2 separate regions of the Homo sapiens genome follow, and region 1 is linked to region 2. A link is a loop called in an ENCODE intact Hi-C map of the cell type or tissue named here. Cell type or tissue: sigmoid colon. All regions are shown on one strand. Each heading gives the region's core, and the rest is flanking DNA. Links, peaks and the distances in the headings are about the cores only. Region 1 overlaps CLIP2 (CAP-Gly domain containing linker protein 2). Region 2 holds the start of RFC2 (replication factor C subunit 2).

Region 1 (8,000 bases), core at 1-8,000, 140 kb before region 2:
CTGGGCCCTGCTCTCCTTCCATCACCTCTACAGTGGCTGAGCCCAATGTCTGGGCAGGAGGGTGGTGGGGGGCTTCAGGACAGCTTTCCCAGGCAAGGGCCTGTCCTCCTGGACCCCACGCCCTCCATATCGTGACGTTCACCAGGCTCAGGCTTGTCCTGAGTGCTCATCACAGGAGGATGGGATGGGGATGGGGTGGTTTCTTTATTCTTTTTTTTTTGAGACAAAGTCTCACTCTGTCGCCCAGGCTGCAGTGCAGTGGCGCAATCTCAGCTCACTCCAACCTCCGCCTCCTGGGTTCAAGTGATTCTCCTGCCTCAACCTCCCAAGTAGCTGGGATTACAGGCACACTCCACCATGCCCGGCTAATTTTTGTATTTTTAGCAGAGATGGGGTTTCGCCATGTTGGCCAGGCTGGTCTCGTACTCTTGACCTCAAGTGATCCGCCTGCCTCAGCCTCCCAAAGTGCTGGGATTACAGGTGTGAGCCATTGCGCCTGGCCAAGGGATGGGGATGGTCCTGTGCTATGCTACCAGCATCACCTGCCTACCCCAACCCGTCTCTGCAGACTCAGTGAAGTCAGGTTCCTATTCATAATAGAAAAGAAATCTCGACCGGGCGCAGTGGCTGACACCTGTAATCCCACCACTTTGGGAGGCCGAGGCAGGAGGATCACAAGGTCAGGAGTTCGAGACCATCCTGCCTAACACGGTGAAACCCTGTCTCTACTAAAAATACAAAAAAATTAGCCAGGCGTGGTGGCGGGTGCCTGTAGTCCCAGCTACTTGGGAGGCTGAGGCAGGAGAATGGTGTGAACCAGGGAGGCAGAGCTTACAGTGAGCTGAGATCGCGCCACTGCACTCCAGCCTGGGCAACAGAGCGAGACTCTGTCTCAAAAAAAAAAAAAAAAAACAAAAAAAACTCAGCCACCCAGAATCCCAGGCTTGCTGTAGACTTTCAAGTTCTTGTCTCCTTCCTGAGACTGATGTGTGAAGCCCCACTGCAGGACCCTGAGCAAGGAACTGGCTTGTGGTTGATTACTCCTCTGAACAGGGAGCTCTTTACCTGTATTGGCTCATCCTGCCTCTGGACAGGTCAGATAGGAAGTTTTCCTTTGCACCGTATCACACAGACTGCCACATAGGCAGCCATGATGTCTGCAAAAGCGGCTAGCCAGGGTCCCTCCACCTGCCTGTGGTCCTAGAAGATTTCAAATCCTCACCATGACTCAGCTGTCCCTGGGGTCATTCCAGGAGGTCTCCAGTCTCCATGGCCTGACAGCAAGGCTAGCCCAGCCCCACCCGGACTAGTGCCCCTGCCCCTAGGCCACCCCTACCCCACATACCAGCCCGGTCAGCTTTTCACGCAGGCCCCGGATGTCATCCTTGAGTTTCTGCTCCTTGATCCGCCACTCAGCCTTGTGTACCTCACGGCTCAGGTCCCTCTCCGGCCCTGGGGAGTGACGATTGGCCTCCAGCAGCAACACCCGCAGTTCGTTCAGGCTCCTGGGGGTGAGGCGGGCACAGAACCACTGCACTCAGCCCTGGCTCCTCCAGCTCCCACACTCTAGCAATTTGCCAAGTGTCCAGGGGCTGACCAACTGGTGGGGGACATGGGCTACTAGATGGCATCTGTGCCACGAGGGGCCACAGTAGACACAATTCAACCAAAGCCCAAGAGGGGCCAGGATTTGGGGCTGGGATGGTCCTGAGGACTTGACCTTTCCTAGAGTACTTTTTAAAGTTGTTGTGGGGGGAGTGCAGAGCACAGTGGCTCACGCCTGTAATCCCAGCACTTCAGAAGGCCGAGGTGGGCGGATCATTTGAGGTCAGGAGTTTGAGACCAGCCTGGCCAACATGGTGAAACCCCATCTCTACTAAAAATACAAAAATTAGCCAGTCGTGGTGGTAAGTGCCTGTAATCCCAGGTACTCGGGCAGCTGAGGCAGGAGAATCACTTGGACCTGGAAGGTGGAGGTTGCAGTGAGCCAAGATCGTGCCATTGCACTCCAGCCTGGGCAACAGAGCAAGGCTGTCTCAAAGAAAATAATAATAAATAAAATTTTTAAAGAAAAGACAATATATTTGTTTAATTAAAACACACACACACACACACACATAACCCCAAAACATTTACCCAAGAAATCTCATGAGGCAAGACATTTTATCTATTTTTAAAAAATAGAGACAGGGTCTTGCTATGTCGCCCAGGGTCATCTTGAACTCCTGGCCTCAAGTGATCCTCCCGCCTTGGCTTCCCAAAACGCTGGGATTACAAGTTTGAGCCACCACCCCTGGCCAGCAAGACATTTTAAATACCTGATGTCAAATGGGTTTTATCTCCCATGTCACCTCTTAATCAACTGACAGGATCTACCTGGAGTACTATGATGATAATGGTTCTGAGGCCACATTTGGGGTCTGCAGGAAACAGTGCAGTGATCGATTGGTAATGCCTGCCATGGGCATAGGCAGGAGCACATGCACCCCTATGCCCTAGCGTTTTCCCTTGCCTGCAACTACTACAGAGGGGAAAACTCCCTTACTAGGTGGCCACGGGTAGAGAACAGTGGAAATCTGCTGGCACAGCTCCCTTCCCTTTCCTCCTCCTTTCTGCTATGATGTATGATGTGATGGCTGGACTTTCAGCAGCCACCTTGCAATCATGAGGCGGGGAGCACTGCAAAGGTGTTGGCACTGAGATCTTAAGCTCCTGAACCAACTGCCAGTCACAGCTACCTCCAGATTTCTTGTTATGTAAGAAAAGGAAATCTCTGCTACTTTAATCTGCTGTTTGATGGATGTGACATCACTGTCACCAAAGCATTCCTAGCTGATCTCCCACCTCCATCCTAAGCACTGCAGGAGTGTGGAGGAGCCCACGGTGGCCTGTATCAATCAAGAAAGGCTTCAAGGAAGAGGTGACAATGTGCTAAGCCCTGAAGAATGAACTGGACTTAGCAAACTGGCCAAAAAGAAGGTATCTCTGGCCAGGCATGGTGGCTTATGCCTGTAATCCCAGCACTTTGGGAGGCTGAGGAGGACAGATCACCTGAGGTCAGGAGTTTGAGACCAGCCTGGCCAACATAGCAAAACCCTATCTCTACTCAAAATACAAAAATTAGCTGGGTGTGGTAGCACATGCCTGTAATCCCAGCACTTTGGGAGGCCAAGGCGGGCAGATTACTTGAGGTCATGAGTCAAGACCAGCCTGTCAACATGGTGAAACCCCATCTCTACTAAAAATACAAAATTAGCTGGGCGTGGTAGTGCATGCCTGTAATCCCAGCTACTTGAGAGGCTGGGGCAGGAGAATTGCTTGAACCCAGGAGGCAGAGGTTGCGGTGAGCCAAGATTGCGCCACTGCACTCCAGCCTGGGTCACAGAGCAAAACTCCGTCTCAGAAAAAAAAAAAAGAAGAAGAAAAAGAAGGTATCCTAGAAGGGAGGAATCTCATAACTGATGAGAACTGAAGGATGGAAGGAGGCTGTTGACAGCTGTTGACAGCAGGGAGACGGGGATGAGGCCAGGCTCTGGGAAAGAGGAAATGTGGCTTCAGATGACAGGGAAAATTCAGAGACAATGGATAAAGACCCAAAACTCCAGAAAGTTCTATCGAGACTCAGCAGAGGGGCATCCTGTGGCTGAGACAGGGCAGAAAGCTTCCTCGGAGAAGGTGAGACCAGGCAGGGCACCAAGAATAACTTTTCCACTTAGGATGGGAGACAGGGGAGGGAGGGCAGCCCTGGAACCCTGGCCAGGGGCCTGGCTGGTTTGTTCCTACTGGAAAAGGCACAGGCTGCATCTGCAGAGGGCAGTGTTGTTCTGGAAAATTCCTAGATTGCCTCATCGCATCTGTTTCCCTCCTGGGCAGGGCTACAGTTTCTAGAAAGGTGTTAGATTTGTAGCAAATGTAGCTAGAGCAACTCCTAATCTGTATAGAAGGAAAGGAGATGGCATTTCTTCTTTTACAAAAGGATGTCTGTGCTTCAAAGAGATTCCTTTAACTCGGGTTGAAATGCAAATGCTGGGCCCGGGGCGGTGGCCCACGCCTGTGCTCCCAGCACTTTGGGAGGCCGAGGCAGGTGGATCACCTGAGGTCGGGAGTTTGAGACCAGCCTGACCAACATGGAGAAACCCTATCTATACTAAAAATACAAAATTAGCCCGGCATGGTGGCGCATGCCTGTAATCCCAGCTACTTGGGAAGCTGGGGCAGGAGAATTGCTTGAACCCAGGAGGCAGAGGTTGCGGTGAGCAGAGATTGTGCCACTGCACTCCAGCCTGGGCAACAAGAGCAAAACTCCATCTCAAAAAAAAAAAAAAAAAAAAAATAAGAAGAAAAAGAAGGTATCCCAGAAGGGAGGAATCTCATAACTGATGAGAGCTGAAGGATGGAAGGAGGCTGTTGACAGCTGTTGACAGCAGGGAGACGGGGATGAGGCCCTCTGGGAAAGAGGAAATGTGGCTTCAGATGACAGGGAAAATTCAGAGACAATGGATAAAGACCCAAAACTCCAGGAAGTTCTATCGAGACTCAGCGGAGGGGCATCCTGCGGCTGAGATAGGGCGGAAAGCTTCCTCGGAGAAAGTGAGACCAGGCAGGGCACCAATAATAACTTTTCCACTTAGGATGGGAGACAGGGGAGGGAGGGCAGCCCTGGAACCCTGGCCAGGGTCCTGGCTGGTTTGTTCCTACTGGAAAAACACAGGCTGCATCTGCAGAGGGCAGTGTTGTTCTGGAAAATTCCTAGATTGCCTCATCGCATCTGTTTCCTTCCTGGGCAGGGCTACAGTTTCTAGAAAGGTGTTAGATTTGTAGCAAATGTAGCTAGAGCAACTCTTAATCTGTATAGAAGGAAAGGAGGTAGCATTTCTTCTTTTACAAAAGGATGTCTGTGCTTCAAAGAGATTCCTTTAACTTGGGTTGAAATGCAAATGCTGGGCCCGGCAGAGTGGCTCACACCTGTATTCCCAGCACTTTGGGAGGCTGAGGCGGGTGGATCACCTGAGGTCGGGAGTTCGAGACCAGCATGACCAACATGGAGAAACCCCATCTCTACTAAAAATACAAAATTAGCCGGGCATGGTGGCACATGCCTGTAATCCCAGCTACTCATAAGGCTGAGGCAGGAGAATCACTTGAACCTAGGAGGTGGAGGTTGCAGTGAGCAGAGATTGTGCCACTGCACTCCAGCCTGGACAACAAGAGCAAAACTCCATCTCAAAAAAAAAAAGAAATGCAAATGCTGGGCCCAGTGCGGTGGCTCATGCCTGTACTCCCAGCACTTTGGGAGGCAGAGGCAGGCAGATCACTTGAGGTTAGGAGTTGGAGACCAGCCTGGCCAACACAGTGAAACCCTGTCCCTACTAAAAATTAGCTGGGCATGGTGATGGGCGCCTGTAATCCCAGCTACTCGGGAGGCTGAGGCAGGAGAATCGCTTGAACCCAGAAGGTGGAGGTTGCAGTGACCTGAGATCGCGCCACTGTACTGCAGCCTGGGCAACAGAGTAAGACTCCGTCTCAAAAAAAAAAAAAAAAAAAGCAAATGCTTACAGGGGCTGGGGAATTGGGAGTAAGAAAAATAATGAAGGGAAAGTGGGGCCTCCCCAGGAGACTCAGGGGGCCCACGCCCATCAGAAGGGGGCAGGGGCTCCCCAGCTATGATGGGGTGATCGCCATGCTGGAAGTCTGTCCTGTGTTGTTAGGTCTTGCCATTTGTTATTTTTTAAAATTGTGTTTATTACTATTATTATTTTTGAGACAGAGTTTCACTCTTGTTGCCCAGGCTGGAGTGCAATGGCACGATCTTGGCTCACTGCAACCTCCACCTCCTAGTTCAAGTGATTCTCCTGCCTGAAGTAGCTGGGATTACAGGCGTGCTTCACCATACCTGGATAATTTTTGTATTTTTAGTAGATATGGGGTTTCATCATCTTGGCCAGGCTGGTCTCGAACTCCTGACCTCAGGTGATCTACCTGCCTCGGCCTCCCAAAGTGCTGGGATTACAGGCGTGAGCAGCCACCACACTCAGCCTTTTACTTATTGTTTTTTGAGACAGGGTCTTGCTCTGTCGCCCAGGCTGTGGTATGATCATGGCTTACTGAGTCTCCACTTCCTGGGCCCAAGTAATCCTACTACCGCAGCCTCCTGAGTAGCTGGGACCCACAGGCGTGTGCTCCACGCCCAGCTATTTTCTTTTCTTTCCTTTTCTTTTTTTTTTTTTTGAGATGGAGTCTCACTCTGTCGCCCAGGCTGGAGTGCAGCGGCGTGATCTTGGCTCACTCCAAGCTCCGCCTCCTAGGTTCACGCCATTCTCCTGCCTCAGCCTCCCCAGTAGCTGGGACTACAGGTGCCCACCACCAAGCCTGGCTAATTTTTTGTATTTTTAGTAGAGACAGGGTTTCATCGTGTTAGGCAGGATGGTCTCGATCTCCTGACCTCGTGATCTGCCTGCCTCGGCCTCCCAAAGTGCTGGGATTACAGGCGTGAGCCACTGCGCCCAGCCACGCCCAGCTATTTTTCTATTTTTTTGTAGAGATGGGGTCTTGCTGTGTTGCCCAGGCTGGTCTTGAACTCCTGAGCTCAAGTGATCCTCCAGTCTCCGCCTCCCAAAGTGCTGGGATTTCAGGTGTGAGCCACCATGCCATGCCAGATCTTCCCATTTTTTAAGGGAATGTGGAGAAATCTGGCTTTTCTGTAACATTTGATTTTTATTTTCTTTAATTAATTAACCTTTTTTTTTCTTCTTCTTCTTTGAGACAGAGTCTCACTCTATTGCCCAGGCTGGAGTGCAGTGGCACAATCTCGACTCACTGCAACCTCTGCCTCCCGGGTTCAAGTGACTCTCCTGCCTCAGCCTCCTGAGTAGCTGGGACTACAGGTGTGTGCCACCATGCCTGGCTAATTTTTGTATTTTTAGTAGAGACGGGGTTTCGCCATGTTGACCAGGCTGGTCTCAAGCTCCTGAGCTCAAGTGATCTGCCTGCCTTGGCCTCCCAGAGTGCTGGTATTACAGGGGTGAAGCACTGCGCCTGGCCCCATCTTCTGATTTTTAATTGTTAGTCTAATTTCTTAAAGGCTCAGAGGGACCACACAAACCATGTCTATCGACTGAATCTAGCTCATTGGATGCTAAAGTGTGTTCTGAGGAAATCCCAGTGGGTCCCTTAAAACCTTTTCAAGGGATCTATGGCTCAAAACTATTTTTGTAATAATAACAAAACTATTTTCATTACTTCTCTTCAGAATACAATAGGTTTTTTCTGGGGCTAGTAGAAATACTAACCATGATTTGAAAAGGACATTCAAATACTCCTTTGTTTTCTAACTACATATCTATGTAAGATCAGATTTTTAGAACATAGTTCAACCAAAAGAGCAAATTGCAAAGATGGAACATGGAAAAAGATGCCAGAATCTAGTTTCTCCTATTAAGCCCCAATATTCAAGGATTTTGCAAAAATTTGAAATAATGCCACTCTTCCCAGTAAATATTTTTTGTTTTGGAAAATAGTTACTTTTTTTTTTGATGGAGTTTCGCTCTTGTTGCCCAGGCTGGTGTGTAGTGGCGCAATCTCGGCTCACTGCAACCTCCGCCTTCCGGGTTCAAGAGATTCTCCTGCCTCAGCCTCCCGAGTAGCTGGGATTACAGGTGCCTGCCAACACGCCTGGCTAATGTTTTGTATTTTTAGTAGAGACAGGGTTTCGCCATGTTGGACAGGCTGGTCTTGAACTCACGACCTCAGGTGATCTGCCCACCTCGACCTCCCAAAGTGCTGGGATTACAGGCAGAAGCCACCCCGCCCAGTCCCCCACCCACCCCCCCCACCCCGCCAGAAAATAGTTACTTTTTATCAAAAGCATGCTACTTATGTTACATGCAATTGGCTTATTAATTTTATTTTTTGAGACAGGGTCTTACTGCCACCGCCCAGGCTGCAGTGCAGTAGCAAGACCTTGGCTCACTGCAGCCTCGACTTGCCACCTAAGGTGATCC
Region 2 (10,586 bases), core at 1,425-9,424:
TGCCTTGGCCTCTCAAAGTGCTGGGATTACAGGCATGAGCCACCGAGTCCGGCCTGAATTGTTCTATAATTTAATAATTAAATCCAAAAATTAGCTGAGCATGGTGGTGGGCACCTGTAATCCCAGCTGCTCAGGAGGCCAAGGCAGGAGAATTGTTTGAACCTCGGAGGCGGAGGTTGCAGTGAGTTGAGATCGCACCACGGCACTCCAGCCTGGGTGATAGAGCAAGACTCCGTCTCAGAAAATAAAAAACAAAAGCCAGGCGCCGTGGCTCACGCCTGTAATCCCAGCACTTTGGGAGGCTGAGACGGGCGGATCATGAGGTCAGGAGATCGAGACCATCCTGGCTAACATGGTGAAACCCTGTCTCTACTAAAAATACAAAAAAATTAGCTGGGCGTACTGGCGGGCGCCTGTAGTCCCAGCTACTCGGGAGGCTGAGGCAGGAGAATGGCATGAACCCGGGAGGCAGAGCTTGCAGTGAGCCGAGATAGCACCACTGCACTCCAGCCTGGGCAACAGAGCGAGCCTCCGTCTCAAAATAAATAAATAAATAAATAAAAAATAAAAAGAATTAGAGATTAAAAGATCAGAAAGCAAAGCCCAATACTTCCACACATATTTCTTCCACACCCCGCCTTTGGCAACCAGAATGATCTAAAACCCAAACTGCATCATGTCACTTTGCCCCACCTCCTCCAGCGCTTCTCACCACTCCTAATTAGCCTTCACCCTGCACGATCTGGCCCCTGCAGGCTCCATCTCTCTCCCACCCCCACTCCCACCCGTCCCAGGCTGATCATCTCTCTCCCGCCCCCACTCCCACCCCTCCGAGGCTGATCAGACCACCGTGTGCCCCAGCTCTGCTGTCACTCATCCCTTCGTGCCTTCAGGAAATGTGGGGCCTCTCTCTGGGCCACTACAGGCAATGAGGATACAATGGGAACAGGACAGAGAAAGTTCCTTTTCTCAAAGAATTTTCATTTTAGTGGGGAAACAAACAGTAAACAAGGCAACAAATCCAGCTAAATATAGATTGTGGGTAAGAAAAATAATAAACAAACAGGGGCTGGGCTCAGTGGCTCACACCTGTAATCCCAGCACTTTGGGAGGCTGAGGCAGGAGGATCGCTGGAGCCCAGGAGTTGAAGACCAGCTTGGGCAACAAGGTGAGACCACGTCTCTACAAAAAATTAACAGATTGGCCAGGCATGGTGGCATGTGCCTATGGTCCCAGCTACTCAGGAGGCTGAGGTGGGAGGATCACTTGAGCCCAGGAGGTCAAGGCTGCAGTGAGCTATGATCACGCCACTGCACTCCAGCCTGGGCAATACAAAAAGACCAACTCAAAAAAAAAAAAAAAAAAGAGAGAGAGAGAGAGAAAGAAAGAAATAAACATGGTGTTAGTGTAGGGAGCAATGGGAGGCAGAACAGGATATTAGGTGGTCCTTCCAGGCAAAGCCAATAGGCGTTCAAATCTCAGATTGGGGGTTCACATCTCTGGCCAAATGCCCCTTCCCATCAAAGCCCTTCCTGACCTCCCAAGTGAGGTGTTAGCCTATTGCTGATATCCTAACAACCCACCAATCCCTTTTCTGACACTGATCATAATTTTTTTTTATTTATTTTATTTTATTTGTGAGACGGAGTTTTGTTCTCGTCGCCCAGGCTGGAGTGCAGTGGCACAATCTCAGCTCACTGCAACCTCTGCCTCCCGGGTTCAAACAATTCTCCTGCCTCAGCCTCCCAAGTAGCTGGGATTACAGGTATGCGCCACCACGCCCTGCTAATTTGGTGTTTGCAATAGAGATGGGGTTTCTCCATGTTGGTTGGGCTGGTCTCGAACTCCCGACCTCAGGTGATCTGGCCGCCTCAGCCTCCCAAAGTGCTGAGATTACAGGCGTGAGCCACTGCACCCGACCCATAATTACATTGAAATAAACATAACATTGGCCGCTTGCTGTCAGTTTCCCTCCCTACAATGGAAGCTCCTGTGCCCCTCCCAGCCGCTCTAGGCACTCAGTCAATATTTGTTAAAGGCAGAAAACGTGCTGCTTACATGATTTCCAACCAGCTTCTGAATTCCATAAATCTAATCAGAGCAATACCCGGGGACAAATTTTACCCAGATGAGACACCCTTATACTGTAGATATATCTAGGAAATGTTTTTTCTGTACACACTGTGCCTCTCAATATTGAAAATGCTACAAAGTGCTCGCTTCGGCAGTGCACAGACTAAAACTGGAACGACACAGAGAAGATGAGCAGGGCACCTAATTTTAAAAATGCTAACGAAAATGTTAGAAAAACCATAAATGGGGCTGGGCGCAGTGGCTCACGCCTGTAATCCCAGCACTTTGGGAGGCCGAGGCGGGTGGATCACAAGGTCAGGAGATCGAGACCATCCTGTCTAACATGGTGAAACCCCATCTCTACTAAAAATACAAAAAAAAAAAAAAAAAAAAATTAGCCAGTCGTGGTGGCAGGCGCCTGTAGTCCCAACTACTCGGAAGGCTGAGGCATGAGAATGGCATGAACCCGGGAGGTGGAGCTTGCAGTGAGCCGAGATCGCACCACTGCACTCCACGCTGGGTGACAGAGCAAGACTCCGTCTCAAAAAAAAGAAAAAAGAAAAACTATAAATGGGATGGAAGACCGCAGTGCCTGAAACACTTATTTAAATGATAGCATCACCATTTAAAAACAAAAATTAGTCAGGTGCGATGGCTCCCACCTGTAATCCCAGCACTATGGGAGGCAGAGGTAGGTGGATCACTTGAGCCCAGGAGTTCGAGACCAGCCTGGCCAACATGGTGAAACCCTGTCTCTACTAAAAATACAAAAATTAGCCGGGCATGGTGGCATGCACCTGTAATCCCAGCTACTCTGGAGGCTGAGACAGGAAAATCTATTCAACCTAGGAGGCAGAAGTTGCAGTGAGCCGATATCATGCCACTGTGCTCCAGCCTGGGTGACGGAGTGAGACCCCATCTCAAAAAATAAATAAAGGCTGGGCATGGTGGCTCACGCCTGTAATCCCAGCACTTTGGGAGGCTGAGGTGGGCGGATCACCTGAGGTCGGGAGTTTGAGACCAGCCTGACCAACATGGTGAAACACCGTCTCTACTAAAAATACAAAATTAGCTGGGTGTGGTGGCACATGCCTGTAATCCCAGCTACATGGGAGGATGAGCCAGAAGAATTGCTTGAGCCCGGGATGCGGAAGTTGCAGTGAGCCGAGATCATGCCATTGTACTCCAGCCTGGGTAACAAGATCGAAACTCCATCTCAAAATAAAAAAAAAATAAAAACAAAAACAAAAAATAGCTTAAAATCACAAAGAAATCCACTTGAAAACAAATAATAAATTTTCTTTTTTTTTTTTTGAGATGGAGTTTCGCTCTTGTTGCCCAGCTAATTTTTGTATTTTTACTACAGATGGGGTTTCACCATGCTGGCCAGGCTGGTCTTGAACTCCTGACCTCGTGATCGGCCCTCCTCGGCCTCCCACAGTGCTGGGATTACAGGCGTGAGCCACCGACCTGGCCTAAATTTTCTTTTTTTTATAGAGATAGGAGTCTTGCTACATTGCCCAGGTTGGGCTCAAACGCCTGGTCTCAAGCGATCCTCCCGCCTGGGCCTCCCAAAGTGCTGAGATTACTGGCATGAGCCACCAGGCCCAGACTAAGATAATGAACTTTTAAAATTCAATGTAAACAAGGCAAACAGCATCAAGTGTGCATGACATTCTGGGCCAATGGAGGCTGGAGTGGGCAGAGAGAAAACCAGGCTATCCTGTAGTCCTGATCTTGGCACGCCAGCAGATTTTCAGCCTTACATCCTGCAACATAACTCAGGAAGTAAGCTAACGGTGAAAGTCAAGGTGTCATTCAAACTAAGATGTGTTGCCTGACTTCTCTGACAATTTGATTGGAAGCCTCTGGATTTGGGGAAAGAGGATTTTGGTTTCAATTTTATTTCCTTTCTACATGCTTCCTCTTGGTGTATAACTGCCTTGCCCTCTTGTGATGACAGTCTGGGAGCTTAGCCTCAGTGTGTATTTAATTTCCTGAGATTTGAAGGATTTGCTGGGAGGAATTCTCCGTGGCTACTCTATGCCCTTTCACAAGAGCCTGTGGTTTCCCCAGCACTCCCTGGTTCCCCAACATTGCTGTTTTTCAGTCCCAGGGGAGCGGCTGGAGTTTTTAAGTTCTGAGCTCTGTTTGGGCCCAAGTCCAATAGGTCACAAAAGGCTCAGTCTAAAAAAAAGAAATGTCCTGACAGTGCAGCTTTGCCCTAAGAGTCACCTCCATCTCTGGTTCTCCTGGCATTCCATCAGTTAGAGGAGAGCCCTAGCAGCGCCAAAAGGCCTCCTGTAGAGTGGGGGTTTTTGGAGAATTATGAAAGGAACCGTGTTCTGTACTTATTAAAAATTAGTTTCTAAACTGTGTTATGTGATGGGAGGGATGTGTGTCATAGTGATTACAAGGAAAACATGAAGATTACAAAGGAACAATCCTATGGAAAAACCGCGGAGACATTTCAAGAAAAGTGTATATTTCAAGAGGAGTGTGTATTTTCTCCTCCGGAAAAATAAAAGACCTGTGAATAATGATTGAAAAAACAGACAAGACCGCTCCATCAGTTTAAAGGGGGAATAGGGGAGAGATGGCCAATTCAAACATTTTTTCCAAATTACATGGAAAGAAAAACACTGTGTTAAGTTGTGAATCTGTATACGTTAATACTATCGTTAAAACCAACTGCTTGGCCAGACGCGGTGGCTCACACCTGTAATCCCAGCACTTTGGGAGGCTGAGGCAAGCGGATCACTTGAAGTCAGGAGTTTGAGACCAGCCTGGTCAACGTGGCGAAACCCCATCTCTACTGAAAATACAAGTATTAGCCAGGTGTGGTGGCACACGCTTGTAGTCCCAGCTACTCGGGAGGTTGAGGCAGGAGAATCACTTGAACCTGGGAGCCTGACATTGCAGTGAGCTGAGATCACACCACTGTACTCCAGTCTGGGTGACAGAGTGAGACTCCATCTCAAAAACAAAAAACAAGAAACAAAACAAAGAATGGTCAAAGCACTTGTGAATCTGAAGTACCTACTTTCTTTTCTTCTTATTTTTTTAGAAACAGGATTTCACTCTGTCCCCCGGGGCTGGAGTACATTGACTTGATCATGGTTCACTGTGGCTTCAACCTCATGGGCTCAACCGATTCTCCTGCCTCAGCCTCCCGAGTAACTGGGACTACTGTCGCGTACCACCACAACTGGATAATTTAAAAAATTTTTTTTGTAGAGATGGGGTCTCACCATGTTGCCCAGGCTGGTCTCAAACTCCTCGGCTTGAGGGATCCTCCCACCTTAGCCTCCCAAAGTTCTGGGATCATCATTATTGAATATTATGACAATTTGGGCTATGGGAGGAAAGATTGGGTAGAAAAACAGCCCATAAGAATGCTCAAAACCCTTGCAAGGTTGAAGTATTTACTTTTTCTTTTTTGAGACAGGGTCTTGCTGCAGACCAGGTTGGAGTGCAGTGGTGTGATCAGAGATCACTGCAGCCTGCACCTCCTGGGCTCAAGCACTCCTCCGCCTCAGCTTCCTGAGTAGCTGGAACTGCAGGTGCGCGCCACCACGCCCGGCTACTTTTTTAATTTTTATTTTTGTAGAGACGGGGATCTCACTTTGTTGCCCAGGCTGGTCTCGAACTCCTGGGCTTAATCGCTCTTCCGGTCTCTGTCCCCCAAAGTGCTGGGATTAGAGGGGTGAGCCACCGCACCGGCCTTGAGTCCCTATTTTCCTGGAATGAACATTGCATTTCATCTGACAAAAGGACGGTTTCAGTTTCCTCCTCTGCAAAATGGGGTGGGGGTGGAATTCCCATCTTGCAGCCGAGAATTCCCTGATAATAAACGTCGAGTACCGAGCGCGGTTGAGGCGCAGGAGCCTACCCAACGGGAGCAGCTCACTAGGACATTCAGAGCAATCTGGAAAAGTGGGCACGGGCAGCCCCAGACGTCATCCCCGGACCCCGCTGCCCAGCAGCGCCCGGACGCCAGCGTTGTCCGTGTCCCAACACCGAAGCCCGCGTTTGGCCGCAACCCCTCCAGGCCCTGCTCCTCCCACGCCGCCGCGGAGCGGATCTTCCACAGAAACCACACACAAACGTCCGTTCCGAGAGCGACCTGCTTTCTCGGAAGGCGTCGCGGCCACAGCTCGCCTTCCTGTCGCTCCCAGGCCGGGCGCCAGGTCTCCCATAGCAACCGCGGCCTCCAGCGATGGCCGCCAGGGCACCACCGGAACCCTCTTCGCAGGCACAGAGAGGCGCGGGTACGTAACTTCCGCTCGCGCCCGGCGGAAGCCAGGGGGCGGGGCTTGCGTGGCGGCGTCAAGGGGCGGTGCCTCGGGTGGCGGGAAGAGGAGGCGCGAGAATGGAGGTGGAGGCCGTCTGTGGTGGCGCGGGCGAGGTGGAGGCCCAGGACTCTGACCCTGCCCCTGCCTTCAGCAAGGCCCCCGGCAGCGCCGGCCACTACGAACTGCCGTGGTGAGGTCCCAGGCCGTAAAGAATGGGCGCGTTTGGACGTGAGGGTGGGCGAGTGGCGGGCCGTGCTCCGGAGAAACTCGGGGGTCAGGGGCTCGTTTTGGGGAATCCCGAGGGAGGAGGAGGCCCCGGGTGGCATCGAGATGATTTCAAGAAGGCGACGGACATGGATCGAGAGTGGCCGGTCTAAACTCTGCGAGCGGAGTCTCGCTCACTACAATGCTTATGACAATTAGGGCTACCCCGGGTGGCCACCTACTCTGACCTAGTTGGTTTTTTCAAAAGTTTTTGTGTATAGTAGTGTATGACCTAGTGTTTTCAAAAACTTCAATCTTTTAAAAAAAATATCGATTACATGTTGAAAATAATATTTTGACTGTTAGGTTCAATAACATTTACATTTGAAATTTTTTTAAAAAAATCAAGACGGGGGTTTTGCTGTGTTGCCCAGGCTGATGTCCAGCTCCTTGGCTCAAGTGATCCCCCTGCCTCAGCCTCCTAAGTAGATGGGACTACAGGCACGCACCACCATGCCCAGTTAATTTTTTTTTTTTAGATGGAGTCACACTTTGTCACACAGGCTGGAGTGCAGTGGTGTGATTTCTGCTCACTACAACCTGCATCTCCCTGGTTCAATCAATTCTGCCTCAGCCTTCCTAGTAGCTGGGATTACAGGCATGTACCATCACACCCTGCTAATTTTGTGTTTTTAGTAGAGGCTGGGTTTCACCATGTTGGCCAGGCTGGTCTCGAAGTCCTGATCTCAAGTGATCCGTCCGCCTCGCCTTCCCAAAGTGCTGGGATTACAGGCATGAGCCACTGTACCCAGCCTAGGCCTACGGTGTCTAGCCAGCTATGCTGTGTATTTGGCACACGTCTGCAGAAACTGGCAGGTAATCCTTGCCTGGCATGGTGGCTCACGCCAGTAATCCCAGCACTTTGGGAGGCTGAGGTGGGCAGATCACCTGAGGTTGGTAGTGACCCAAGATCGCACCATTGCACTCCAGCCTGGGCAACAAGAGCAAAACTCTGTCTCCAAAAAAAAAAAAAAGAAAAGAAACTGGCAGGTAAGGGATGAGAAAGGAGCTTGGTTGCACCCATGTTGTCACACCAAATGATGTCAGTGCTGTATGTGCTGGGCCTCTTGTGACGGGCGGACAGGGTTGCAGCACAGTGTCACATTGCTCCAGATGACCTGTGCTGGCCGTGCTCCAGCAGCAACAGGTGTTTCTCTGCTGTGGCAGGTTTGAAGCCTATGCTGTACAATTCTCATGCCTTTAACTTTTCAAATGGCACTTGGGCATCTTATTACATTTTATTTATTTATTATTTATTTTTGAAACAGAGTCTCACTCTGTAGCCCGGGCTGGAGTATAGTGGCATGCATGATCTCAGCTCACTGCAACTTCTGCCTCCCAGGTTCGAGCTACTGTGCCTTAGCCTCCCAAGTAGCTGGGATTACAGACGCACACCACCACATCCAGCTAATTTTTGTATTTTAAGTAGAGATGAGGTTTCACCATGTTGGCCAGACTGGGCTCAAACTCCTGACCTCAATTGATCCACCCGCCTCAGCCTCACAAAGTGCTAGGATTACAGGTGTGAGCCACTGCGCCTGGCTGTCATCTTATTACATTTAAAACTTGCAACCATTTGGCATAGTTGTACTGAATGTATGTAATTTTTTAACAAAGCTCTCAGGATAACCCTTAGGTGCTTTTTGTGGGGTAGTGTGAAGATAACCATGTCAGCATTTTTATGCATTTTCTTAACAGGGTTGAAAAATATAGGCCAGTAAAGCTGAATGAAATTGTCGGGAATGAAGACACCGTGAGCAGGCTAGAGGTGAGTGGCTTTTTTTTTTTTTGAGACAGAGTCTCGCTCTGTCGCCCAGGCTGGAGTGCAGTGGTGCGATCTCCGCTCACTGCAAGCTCCGCCTCCCGGGTTCATGCCATTCTCCTGCCTCAGCCTCCCCAGTAGCTGGGACTACAGGTGCCCACCACCACACCCAGCTAATTTTTTGTATTTTTAGTAGAGACGGGGTTTCACCGTGTTAGCCAGGATGGTCTCAATCTCCTGACCTCATGATCCTCCCGCCTCGGCCTCCCAAAGTGCTGGGATTACAGGCGTGAGCCACCACACCTGGCCTTTTTTTTTTTTTTTTTTTTTTTTTTTGAGATGGAGCCTCCCTCTGTCGCCCAGGCTGGAGCGCATTGGCGTAATCTGGCCTCTCTGCAAGCTCTGCCTGCTGGGTTCACGCCATTCTCCTGCCTCAGCCTCCGGAGTAACTGGGACTACAGGCGCCCGCCACCATGCCTGGCTAATTTTTTTTGTATTTTTAGTAGAGATGGGGTTTCACCGTGTTAGCCAGGATGGTCTCGATCTCCTGACCTCGTGATCTGCCCACCTCGGCCTCCCAAAGTGCTGGGATTACAGGCGTGAACCACCGCGCCCGGCCTTTTTTTTTTTTTTTTTTGAGATGGAGTCTCGCTCTGTCGCCCAGGCTGGAGTGCAGTGGCGCCATCTCAGCTCACTGCAAGCTCCGCCTCCTGGGTTTAAGCAATTCTTCTGCCTCAGCCTCCCCAGTAGCTGGGACTACAGGCACACGCCACCACGCCTGGCTAATTTTTTTATTTTTAGTAGAGATGGGGTTTCACCGTGTTGGCCAGGCTGGTCTTGAACTCCTGACCTCGTGATCCGCCTGCCTCGGCCTCCCAAAGTGCTGGGATTACAGGCGTGAGCCACCACGAGCGGCCTTGAGTAGGTTTTTAAAAGATGACCTAAGGCTGGGCACAGTGGCTTACACCTGTAATCCCAGCACCTTGGGAGGCTAAGGCGGGCAGATTACTTGAGGCCAGGTGTTTGAGATCAGCCTGGGCAATGTGGTGAAACCAGTCTCTACGAAAAAATTTAAGAATGAGCTGGGTGTGGTGGCACATGCCTGTAGAGTCTGAGGTTCAAACTGGGCATGGTGACAAGTGCCTGTAATCCCAGCTACTCGAGGCCAAGGCAGGAGGATCCCTTGAGCCCAGGAGTTTGACGCTGCAGTGAGCTATGATCACGCCACTGCACTCTAGCCTAGGTGACAGAGTGGACACCCTTACTTTGAGAAACAAAAAGAGTTTGGGCTTCATAGTGAGGGCAGGGAGGAGTCAAGGATTTCAGTTAGGGAAAAATGTTTTAATAGGGCCGGGTGTGGTGGCTCACACCTGTAATCCCAGCACTTTGGGAGGCCAAGGCGAGTGGATCACCTAAGGTCAGGAGTTCACGACCAGCCTGGCCAACATGGCAAAACCCCGTCTCTACTAAAAATAAAAATTAGGCAGGCATGGTGGTGGGCGTCTGTAATCCCAGCTACTCAGGAGGCTGAGGCAGGAGAATCGCTTGAACCCGGGAGGCGGAGGTTGCAGTGAGCCGAGATTGTGCCATTGTACTCCAGCCTGGGCAACAAGAGCAAAGCTCCATCTCAAAAAAAAAAATGTTTTAATAGGTGTGTACTTTAGGAAAGTGGTCGTGGTTACAGGATGGGAAATGGATTTGAATGGGAGCATGGAGACCACTTAATGGCCCATTGATAGCAATCAGACGAGATAATGGGCTTAAGAAAGTGGTAGCCGGGATGGAGAGAAGGGATGGAGAGAAGTAAAGGACGCTGGAGACGAAGGAGGAGGATGGTGAAGCCCTGGTTATTGAAGTACTCAGGGTGAGGATGAGGCCAAACCAAGATGATGGCAACCTCAACTTCATGGCATAGACAGTCCATGGTGGGAAACATGGGTGGGGCCTCAGGTTTGTACAGGAGAATGAAGTGTTCAGTTTTGAAGATGCCGAGGTGAGTACCTGTAGTCCCAGCTACTCGGGAGGCCAAAGCAGGAGGATCACTTGAGCCTGGGAATTGGAGGCTGCGGTGAGCCTTGATCACACCACTGCACTCCAGCCTGGGTGACAGCCAGAGTGCATCTCTAAAAGAATAAAAAGAACTTGAGGTGAGAGTTCCATGGGGCATCCAGTCCATGTGGATAAATTTGTAG

The links. Hi-C counts contacts between places; a loop is a spot of excess contacts. Peaks named below come from ENCODE experiments on the same cell type or tissue, not always from the same donor. Only the 100,000 strongest peaks of a DNase experiment are listed, where the experiment ranks them.
Region 1: it touches region 2 in a loop (4-fold over the local background); 12 of 110 quality-filtered maps call a loop at or near these places.

What each region holds. Positions count from the first base shown.
Region 1 is chr7:74,390,579-74,398,578 of GRCh38, reverse strand. CLIP2 (CAP-Gly domain containing linker protein 2) reads right to left here. Exons shown (of 17, transcript NM_003388.5): 14 at 1,346-1,505. Among named protein-coding and RNA genes, the nearest start is that of GTF2IRD1, 59 kb to the left of the region's middle. RefSeq lists a silencer at 2,539-2,728. In sigmoid colon, for the core only: CTCF peaks have their summits at 3,783 (motif pointing right), 4,532 and 4,732 (motif pointing right); DNase peaks (open chromatin) are centred at 3,778 and 4,708.
Region 2 is chr7:74,250,243-74,260,828 of GRCh38, reverse strand. RFC2 (replication factor C subunit 2) reads left to right here and starts at 6,430. Exons shown (of 11, transcript NM_181471.3): 1 at 6,430-6,558; 2 at 8,331-8,400. The coding sequence starts at 6,446. RefSeq lists enhancers at 2,590-2,649, 4,972-5,021, 5,052-5,141, 6,037-6,116, 5,590-6,192 and 3 more and a silencer at 6,357-6,476. In sigmoid colon, for the core only: a CTCF peak has its summit at 6,311; a DNase peak (open chromatin) is centred at 6,318; H3K4me3 peaks cover 1,904 bases; H3K27ac peaks cover 2,073 bases.